Linked DNA regions of Mus musculus: regions 2, 3 and 4 are each linked to region 1. A link is a loop called in an ENCODE intact Hi-C map of the cell type or tissue named here. Cell type or tissue: left cerebral cortex. All regions are shown on one strand. Region 1 overlaps Platr5 (pluripotency associated transcript 5). Region 2 has its middle 13 kb from the start of Sh3bp4. Region 3 overlaps Agap1 (ArfGAP with GTPase domain, ankyrin repeat and PH domain 1). Region 4 has its middle 19 kb from the start of Gm34194.

What was found. Peaks named below come from ENCODE experiments on the same cell type or tissue, not always from the same donor. Only the 100,000 strongest peaks of a DNase experiment are listed, where the experiment ranks them.
Region 2: a loop joins it to region 1, with 5 times the contacts of the local background. A loop is called at or near these places in 6 of 42 quality-filtered maps.
Region 3: a loop joins it to region 1, with 4 times the contacts of the local background. A loop is called at or near these places in 8 of 42 quality-filtered maps.
Region 4: a loop joins it to region 1, with 6 times the contacts of the local background. A loop is called at or near these places in 3 of 42 quality-filtered maps.

Annotation. Positions count from the first base shown.
Region 1 is chr1:88,755,692-88,758,191 of GRCm38, reverse strand. Platr5 (pluripotency associated transcript 5) reads right to left here. Exons shown (of 3, transcript NR_040493.1): 3 at 2,459-2,500. Among named protein-coding and RNA genes, the nearest start is that of Platr5, 2.1 kb to the right of the region's middle. In left cerebral cortex, a CTCF peak has its summit at 1,395 (motif pointing left); DNase peaks (open chromatin) are centred at 879 and 1,368; H3K27ac peaks cover 349 bases.
Region 2 is chr1:89,056,330-89,058,829 of GRCm38, reverse strand. No RefSeq gene overlaps it. Among named protein-coding and RNA genes, the nearest start is that of Sh3bp4, 13 kb to the left of the region's middle. In left cerebral cortex, CTCF peaks have their summits at 628 (motif pointing right) and 1,209 (motif pointing left); a DNase peak (open chromatin) is centred at 1,177.
Region 3 is chr1:89,630,849-89,633,348 of GRCm38, reverse strand. The region is part of intron 5 of Agap1 (ArfGAP with GTPase domain, ankyrin repeat and PH domain 1); the gene reads right to left. Among named protein-coding and RNA genes, the nearest start is that of Gm41914, 51 kb to the right of the region's middle. In left cerebral cortex, a CTCF peak has its summit at 1,380 (motif pointing right); a DNase peak (open chromatin) is centred at 1,401.
Region 4 is chr1:89,034,038-89,036,537 of GRCm38, reverse strand. No RefSeq gene overlaps it. Among named protein-coding and RNA genes, the nearest start is that of Gm34194, 19 kb to the right of the region's middle. In left cerebral cortex, no CTCF peak of the experiment used is centred here; a DNase peak (open chromatin) is centred at 1,243.

The DNA.
Region 1 (2,500 bases):
GGGCAGGAAATATGGCATCTCTGTGGGAGTGACTGGTCTTGGTGACATCTAATTTCCTGTCACTTGGTGCAGGGTGGACAGAAGCAGGCAGAATGCAGATGTTTAGGGATGGGAGACTAATAGGGCAGAAGGGGGAGGAAATGACAGCCCCGAGCTGAGGGTGAAGTCGTGGGTTCAGATTTAAGAGGGCTGTGATCCTCAGGGCTGTCCGCCTGACTGCCTGAGAAGTGGCAAGAGTCCACCCCAGCTTCCCAGATTGGATACAGCTGGCCTGGGCTGGGGAGGGAGGGATCACAGTGGGTGTTTGTTGTGTCAATCACACTCTCTCTTCTGCCCCTGTAACTCAGTCAGCCCCAAACAGCAAAACATCCCTTTGCCTCCAGATCCCAGAATCTTCAGGATTAAAGGTCTGGGAACAGAGAAACTGCCAAGAAAACAAAAAAACCCTCCATTCTGTGGAGCATTTAGGATTTCCAGTGAGCAACCAAATACATTTTGCTGCTTGGATTTTGTATTTGTTTGTATGCCTTGCTAGCTCCAAGAATGTGGGAAAAACAGAAAGAAAAGAGGAAAAGAAAAGAAAAAAGATTCCAAAGACTTCCAGCTCCAACCACCCAGCCTGGACGTCTTCCTTTGTTTGTGTCAGCCTACAAGTCAGAATCCCCCTGATGATGATTAAGGGGCTTGGCTTATTCCAGTCTTCAGCCATTGTTGCTACTAAACGCTTGAATTCTCTTGTTTGCATCAAGGTATATAATTGGGAAGCATGTAAATTAGCCAAGTCTGTGAGCTGTAATTTCTCTGACTCAAAGGAGGGGGTTTGTAATGAAAACGGATGGTTAGACAGGATTCTGAAACCCGCTGGAGACTGCAGCCAAACACCTCCCACTCTTCAGGAAGTGGAGCGCACTCTCTCACTGTGGGCCTTGGCGGATGGAGTCTTCCTTTTAGCCTTAGCCGCACACAATCCAGTGAAGAGCAATGTAACCGGCAGTGGAGAGGGACTTGACTTATTCTTCCAAGGAAAGCATAGAGATTTCTTTTTACTAGCACCCGATGAGGCTTCGCCTGGAGTTGTAGTGAACCATGGGATGGATGGACTGATGGGTGGGCCTGGTTCGCCAGCCCGGGAGCAGGGTTGTCCTAGCAATGGAATAGAGCCCTTGTCACCCCTGGTGTGCCCATTAGGAACACATGTTTGGCTCTCATGTCCCTTTTGAGGGGAGCTTTTATACTCAGTGGAGCCCGGAGGCTCACACCCTCAGAGTGGTTGGAAATGTTGCTGAGTGGTGTTAAACTGACTGAAATGTCACAGTGTGGCTCTGGCTCCTACAGGGGAAGTGAATGGGCCTCCTTCCATCAACTCGGGCTGGTCGTCCACAGCACCCCCTTGTGGCCCTGGCGGAAGTGACAACGCTATGGGTCAGAATCCCTGGGGTGGAGGAAATCTAATTTGTGTGAGAGAAGTCATGTGGCTTCAACAGTCGAATGCTTAATTTTCTGAGAATTAAGACATATACATCCCGGTATCATTTTGGACACAATAGCGGGAGTAACTGATTATGTTTGTGTCTGAAGCAGGGCAAGTGCGCTGGAGCCTCCAGATAATTTTTCTGTCTTTGGTAGATTTTTTTCCTGACGACAGTGACAAGTACCTCTGCCTCTGGCTTTCACACATCCTGCACAGCAAACATATCATGCGGCCAAATGGTTAGAGTGGGACCTGGCCCTGAAATCCCCACACCCCAGCTCTGCCATGTCCCCTCTCCTGAGGATAGATAAGATTGTGGAGAGTTAGTTCTGTCTTCCTTTTCTGTGCCTTGAGCACAGGTCTGTCTTCATTTCTCACTGAAGGTAGCTACTGAGAACTATCTTTATTTTGCCCACCAAAAGGCATTGAAAGCAGTGTCTGGCTCAGCAGTTAACCCTCCTGAGCCAATAGTCATCACTCCTGCTGGCCGGTAGCTCGCTTTCCAACAGCTCCTCTCTTAATTTCAAGAAAGTTGATAATTAAATGTTATGTAACTCTTTGACCATGTAAAGTTTGGGTTTTTTTTTTGTTTTGTTTTGCTTTTGTTTGTTTATTTTTTCCTGAGATATAAGTTTATCATGGGGGCGGGGGTGGGGGAGAGGGACACTGGCTCTTTGTGGTTAGTGTCAAATTACTGCCCACAGATTGGAACCACAGGAGTATTGGGGAAAGCTGATTTTAAAACAGGCAGGACTGAGAAACAGATAAGTTGCTATGATCTCCGGGCAGAAAATTAGGTTTGTAAGAAAATTTACAACTACTTCTTACAGGGGCTTAGGAAACAGGGACAAGATGAATCTCCCAAGGAGGATGGAGAGAGTGAGACTGTAGCCGACAGCAGCCACGGGGTACTGGGTTCCTGAAAAGAAAGCTGGCGATGGATGGGAAGGACAGCAAGAGAAATAAGGAGCCAAGACCAAGTTCTCTGATCAAGGTTCAACTTTAATTCTTGAGTCTGAATTTTTAAAG
Region 2 (2,500 bases), 300 kb before region 1:
TGGAGAGGGGTAGAGGCAGAGAAAGCAGGGAGAAGGAAAGAAAGAGAAAGAGAGGAAGAGAGGCCAGCTGGCTAGGAACATGTGGGAACAGAGAGAGAAAGATGGTGAGAGAGAGCTCGGGTAGCGAGCACTCCCTCTTCATATACCTGGAAGTGATACAAGCTGTTGCTAGGTAGATGTAGAGTGTAGCCTGGTGGAATTGTCTGTAGACCAACACTAACTTCAGATATTTTCACGAAAGAAAAAGAAGTAGAAGAGACAGAAGAGGAAAGGAGAAGGAGGAAGAAGAGGAGGAGCATTTGGGATGGACATGATAGCTAGCTTGATTTAATTGCATATGTATTCATATGTCCCTTCAGCAATCTGTCTGTATGTACATATAAATACATATAATTCAGAAATATGTGTAATTGTAATTTGTCAATGTATATAAAAATGGTAATTTATCTGCAGCTGGAAGACACTCAGTTTGTGTTTTTAAATACCACCGACTGGTATGGATGTAATTTCTTTAGAAAGCTTGCTTAGTACCTTGCTTGTTTGCCCCTGCAGATTAAAAGAAACTATGTGTATGTGTGTGTTTGTGTGTGGCTATGTGCAGGTGGATGCAGTGCCTTCAGAGACCAGAAGAGGGCATCAAACTCCTTAGAGCTGGGATTACATGTGGTTGTGAACTTTCCAATGTAAGGTGCTAGGAACTGTACTTGGGTCTTCTGCAAACATCCTGAATGCTTATAACTGCTAAGCCATCTCTCCAGCTCCCACTCATTGAGTTACATCTCCAGGAGAGAACTAAAGAGTGTACACCCAGAGAGAGCACCAATGAACCGGCCAAAGAAATGGCTCAACGAAGTCGAACTTGTGGAACCAAGGGATTTCCTGGAATTGCATCCAGGGGCATGGGTGACTCAAAGGCTGCTCAGCACTGAAAAGCCCTCCCAGCATGGACGGCCACACCCAAAAGCTGCATCCCTGGAGCTCCCTGCTGGGCCTGCAGACAGCTCCACTGAAGACTTCTCCCTGCAGCCACTGTTTGCAGCTCACCTTCTCAGAGGAGCCTGGGAGCCTCTCGACTCTGCAGGCTTCTGGAGCCAAGCACATTTTTCTTTACTTTCCCAGTGTTAAGAGCCTCCCTCCTCCACCAGGAGAGAATGTTTCAACTCCGAGGAAATAGCTGCACAACACCATCTGTAGGTTTTTCTTCTGTTTTGCTGTTCCACCTACTGGTGGGCAGAGCTCTTCTTTCCATGTGTGCTGTTTAAGATGCTGTAAAGGGCACGCTCACAATCCCTTGCTGCCTCCCTCCTTCCCACTGTCCTCTTTCCTGCCTCTCTTGTATGATAGGAGCTCTTTCTTTACCTTTCAGCCACATCAATCACATTTATTTTTTTGCATTGCCCATTCTGGCTGGAGTCCTCATCATGGGGAATAGATTTGAGATTGGTATTAAATGGACCCTTTCTTGCTAGGTTTTAGTGGTGGTTGTTTGGTGTGGAGGGGTGTGTGTGTATGTGTGTGTGTGTGTGTGTGTGCGTGTGTGCATACATTGGTGTATTTGAGACTGGCCTCCAGCTCTATGCATCCAAGGATGAATTTTTGACCCTCCTACCTCCATTTCCCAAGAGTAAGTATTATAGATGTATGCTACCACATGGCTCCTTCCATGGTTTTTAACACCCAAAGAGCTAATGGTGTTGTGTGTTCTTAGACTCTAGTGGTATGGGTGTCTCACCTTCAATAGAAACCTTTTCTTCATGTTATTACTTCTATTACCCATTAAGAAAGAACTCTTATGGTTGTGTTTCTGAGAGACTGACAACACCCAACTCTAGGTGAAGGAACTCTAGCCGGCCTGAGCATGGCAAACATGGCTCTGGTGGGCCTTGCCCTTCTTCCCCATTCCCTCTGCCTTGCTAAAAAACATTGGATTGCATTCCTAAAGCTAGCCACCGACGTCTTTTCTCTTCATTTGGCCAATTCCTCCTCCTGAGGCTGACAACCAAGATCCAACTATCAAAGTATTGAAGTCCAGCAGTCAAAAGTCTCACCTAATAAACATGTCCACTTAAAATTAAATACTCTTCCTAACACAGGGTTTCCCCTCGTACCTTTATAAACTGCCATTTGTCTATGGGTTGTGTCTGTCCCCTCTCTATCCACATTCCTTTGTCCTGTTCCCCTCTGGGACAAATCCTCCTCCTCCCTCTCCCTTGTTCCCTTCCTCTTCTCTCTCATCCTCTATCTCCTGCCTTTGTCTCTTATTCTCTGCCCTTTGTTTTTCTGGGGCAAATAAATCTCCCTGGTGCTGAGAACTTGGTCTTTGAAGTGTCCTGAGCCAATACTTGGCCTTACACTAGGCAAACGGGATGGGCATTCCAGAACTTGGACTCTCATTGTGCAGGGAACCTAACATGTCAGAGGGTCTTTTTGATGCCAACAGAAAGCTCCTTCTTGGAATGGGGCCAAAACTGGGGAAATGTGCAGGTGTTTCCTCCAAGAC
Region 3 (2,500 bases), 880 kb before region 1:
TAGAACAGGCCTAATGAGCACCGGAGTGGTCCTTCACTCCCCCATGTGGCCCCAGATGAGCAAGCATAGGCCATTCCTGCCCTAGAAGATGCACTGAGCTCAGCACCACCTCTCAGCACTGGCCTCCCGGCCTCCTGCAGGCTGGGTATCCCTAAGAGTTTCTCAGCTCTCTCTCTCACCCTAACAACCCCTGGCCTCTAAAACCACCTAGCCTAGCCAGCAGAAAGGAACCCTCAGGCACCTTCTCATATCACCTGAGGGCCTTGCTGCCGACATCCCCAGTGTTGGCACAGGTGCCTCAGGAGCCCACTGAGCATGGAACACATGGGTACTGACAGAATATCATGGGGAAGCCGCACAGAGTCCAGCTTCTGCCATAGGTGCCCTTGGTCCCTCAGCCCAGTAACAAGGTCCAAGCAGGGCCCCAGAACAGCTGGTCCCATACTGAGATAAAAGAGATTAAAAAAAACAAAAAAACAAAAAACCCTAGATCAAGGTCAAGTCCTATGTCCACTGACTCTTGACACATGACTACCTGACCTGACATTTCCTCTCCCAAAGCACTGAGGGGCTACACTAGCTCTAGTCTAGGAGCGTGGGCCAAAGCCTGGACTCTTACTCCGCCCCACTGCAAACAGAAACAAACGCTGTAGGCATGAGAAATGCAGCAGGCAATCTGTTCTTTCCAGCCAGCATGAGCCACGGAGAGTCCACAATGGGAAAATGTTGTGTCTCAGAAGCAGGCCCACATGGCTCTTACACACTGGGCTGCTGCTGGGAATTGCCCGGTCGGTCATAGACAAAGCATTCCTTCAGAATTTTCCCCTGCTCCAACTGTGGGGGAAACCTGGCTGGGAGATGCAATGGCTTTAAGACTCCACTTGAGGACTTTCCAGAGCAGACACCTTAACCATGCCACCATGTTGCACAGTGTCAATGCTCTGGTAGCAGGTTTCAGGACTTCTAGGGTCCACACATGCACACACACACATAGATGTTCTAGCCATTTCCATGACAGGCTGTGATACTTGTATAGGACCTATATCATCTGCTTGCATACTTCATCTTAGGTTACCTGGATGGCAAGTGTACCATGCACAAAGCTTACAACTTTGGTACAGCTAACTTCTTGGTACAAAGATCAGATTGGCCCTGAACTTACAGAGATCCACCAGAGTGCTAGTAAAGGCACGGACCACCACACTGCTTTGTATTTTTGAGACAGTCTAGTTTTGTAGCCCAGGCTAGCCTTCAGTGGCAATCTGTCTTTCTCAACTCCCTAGTACCATGATTACAGGTGTGTATCACCTGTATTTTACTTTTCCTGTTGTTGGACCACATGAAGACAGGAAGGCCAATTGCACATTAAAAACCAAAGCACTGTCTCCAGGTGACCAGCAGAGGGAGCTATAGGAACAAAAAAGTCTTCTATTTGGTTTAAGATTGGGTGGCAGAGTTTGGTGCTGCAGGCTTCAGAAATAAGAAAGACCACTGCATGCATCCGAAAAGAAAAGAAAGAAAAGAAAAGAAAAGAAAAGAAAAGAAAAGAAAAGAAAAGAAAAGAAAAGAAAAGAAAGGAAAGGAAAGGAAAGGAAAGGAAAGGAAAGGAAAGGAAAGGAAAGGAAAGGAAAGGAAAGGAAAGGAAAGGAAAGGAAAAGAAAAGAGGAAAGGGGAAAGGGGGAGGGGGGAGGGGGGAAGGGGGAAGGGGGAAGGGGGAAGGGGGAAAGGGGGAAAGGGGGAAAGGGGAAAGGGGAAAGGGGAAAGGGAAAAGGGAAAAGGGAAAAGGGAAAAGGGAAAAGGGAAAAGGGAAAAGGGAAAAGGGAAAAGGGAAAAGGGAAAAGGGAAAAGGGAAAAGGGAAAAGGGAAAAGGGAAAAGGGAAAAGGGAAAAGGGAAAAAAGGGAAAAGGGAAAAGGAAAGGAAAGGAAAGAAAAGAAGAAAAGAAAAGAAAAGAAAAGAAAAGAAAAGAAAAGAAAAAGAAAGAAAAGGAAAAAGGAAGGAAGAAATGGTGGTCTCTATGGGAACACAATTTTAATATTTTAGAAGTGACACACTGAGGGCAGGCAGCCAGTGCCTCATTACACAGCTCTCAAACCCTGACTGCACGTCAGCTGGTAAATACCAGATTTACTAATTCCAAATGAAATAGCAAAAGCAGCTCAAATTTTAGAAAAGTCAGGAAGGAATACTCCACAATTTTGCTTAAAACCTTGGCTGGACTCCAGTGGCCAATTCCTGAGAGCGAGTCTGTGACCAGGGCTGAGGGAGTTGTCCGATTCTGTGTGACAATCACCTTACTCAGAGGACATGTTTTAAGTGATAAGAAAGACAGTAATAACTGAAGTCACAGGGAGGCTGTGGCCTTTGTGAAGGGGCTGCTGGGTAGAAAAGGAGAGACCATGAGATCCTGAGAAATAACAAGGGTGAGGGCAAAACTCAACTGTGTGTCACAAGCTAGTACCAAACGGGCACTGAAAGTCGAAATTAACCAGACACTTGGTG
Region 4 (2,500 bases), 280 kb before region 1:
GGGGATGTGTAGAAACCTGCTAGGCACCTGACGCAGGAGCCAGCATGCCCTGCGTGCTTCCTCAGAGCAACCGTGATGGTCACTGCTCATCCTGTGTTGTTGCTGTTCACACAACAAGGGTGGATGCGAATGTTTCCTCCCTTAGTGGAGAGACAGAGATGGTGACTCCCCCAACCCTGCACCCTCAGACTGGAGGTCCCTGGTGCTCTCAGCTCTCTATAAGCACTTGCCCTGTGGCCTTCCTTCCTGTCTTTCATAAACCAGGTGTCCTGCACTGGATATCACTGGGTCCTTAGTGCACCCAGGGTGTTCACCATGAGCCCTTTTATCTGGAAAACTGGGGCTGTGCATATGTTTGAATAGTGTGATGTGGCGTGTGGGTGGGTGGGGTGGGGTGGTGTTTGATGTGTGTGTAAAATGTGTGTGTGTGTGTGTGTGAGAGAGGGGGGAGGGGAAGCAGGGAGAGAGAGAGAGGTGGTTTTTTACTGTTTGGTGTGATCATTTTACATCTTTCTCTGGGAACACTTTTACAATAGATTTTAGCTAAAACCCCAAGAAGCTCTTGGGGACACTTTTTGAAGTCTTAAAAACAAATGAACAAACAAAAACACCAGACAGACACGACAATGGTCTTGTGGTTTGTATCTCCTTTTATCATAGATGTTACAGATATATTGTCTAGCACACTCTTATTCCCTTTTTGAATTTTTTGTTTGCTACTTGTTTTTATTATGCAGTGGCTTTTGAGCTGGGCCTAGTGACACACCTGTAATACCAGGTAGCAGTTGGATGACTGAGGCAGGCCCCTCTGGCTATGTAGTATGTTCTATGATGGCCTGGGCTACAGAGTGAGACCTTGTCTAAAGAAAAAAAGAAAAGGAAAAATAACTAGACTTTAAATGCTGTGGAAGTTCATGCCTTGTTCAAAACTGACCCTGTATGAGTATATTGGATACACACCCTGAATGATACCACTTTCGTTCCTGGAGATCAGCTCTCCCCTCTCAGTTCCTGTCCTTGAAACCAAAGTTGAGCTTGTCCCAACCCCAGGATGGTGTCTTTCGTGCTGCCGAGGCTGAGGAGGACCTGTCTGCTGACTGAGGAGCTCTGTGAGTGGAAGAGCTGTGATGGGAAGCCCCACCCTTAGGAGTAAGAATTCAATATGTTTTGGCATGAGAAGTGTGATTTCTTGGTTGAGTGGAGTGCCTCCCCCACTTTTTTGGCTTCTTTTAGTGTTCGAATTCTTGACTTTGGAGAGTTTTCCAGATTAGTAACATTCGTGATTGCACATGGCAGCCGAGGAACATGTTGCACTATGAATAATGCATGCTTTCCCCTTTCCATATGTAGGTGTGTGCCTCCCTCTCTAGAAAGATTAGAATAACTTCTGTATATATCATGTTCTATGTGTAGATGCTATTTCTCTTTGTAAGATTAAAATGACTTCTGAACATGTATAGAATTGTATACACACATATGCACATTACTCTATAGGAATGCTATCATTTTAATATATTGTATGCAGCATTTTATATATGTACACACACACTTACACACACACTCCTAAGGTTCGAGGGTATGAAGTGCCATTCCATTGCCTCTGTCTGCAACAGGGACAATGGATGCTAGGTTTGAAAATATTATTATTATTAAAAATACTTAATATGGTTTGATTAATGAACACAGCTGTAAAATTTCACTGTGTATATGTAACTTTATATTTTAAATTCTTTTACTGTCCTTCTTCCCTCCCCTCCCTCTCTTATTTTCTGAGACAGCATCTCGCTCTGCAGTAAGCCTTGCCATTCTCCTGCCTCAGCTTCCTGGGTGCCAAGATCTTTAAAGTCATTTATTAAAATCATGTGTTTTATTTTTGATGGACCATCTTGGATATTTTAGAAGAAAAAAATTTTTTTGGAAAAATACATGAACGACTGACTTTATGTTTTCTAGCTTTATTCTTTTTTATTTTTGAAAAAAAAATCTGAAATTTGTACACTCAGAGTTCCACACAGCAGGAGAAAAAAAATAACTCTTACGAGTCGTCATCTGATGCTCTCTCTCTCTTTCTCAAAAACAAGCAAATGAATGAATAAATAAATAAATAAATAAATAAATGTTAAAAAAAAAGCCAATGTGTCAGTGAAATAAACTTACATGCAAAAAAATTTAAGGTAATATGATTTTGTGCTGAAGGGAAGGCAAGCAAACACAGGTGAAGCACGTTTTATTTCTCATGCATATATTCATTTACCACCTTCCCAAATACCGATGACTCAGCAGTTCCACAGGGACACGGTCCCGTGACTCTCAGCTGATATTTCACTAAGGTTCACTAATAATTTTCTACTGGTAGCTTTACATGTTTCTGTCTTTGTAACAGCACATAGAAAGGTGAGACATTTAGCTTAACAATCCTTTACCTTTATTTGTGACTTTTAGAGACTTATGCACAGAGGAGCTGTCCTTGGACTTAACCAGTGCCCTAGTCCAAACACAG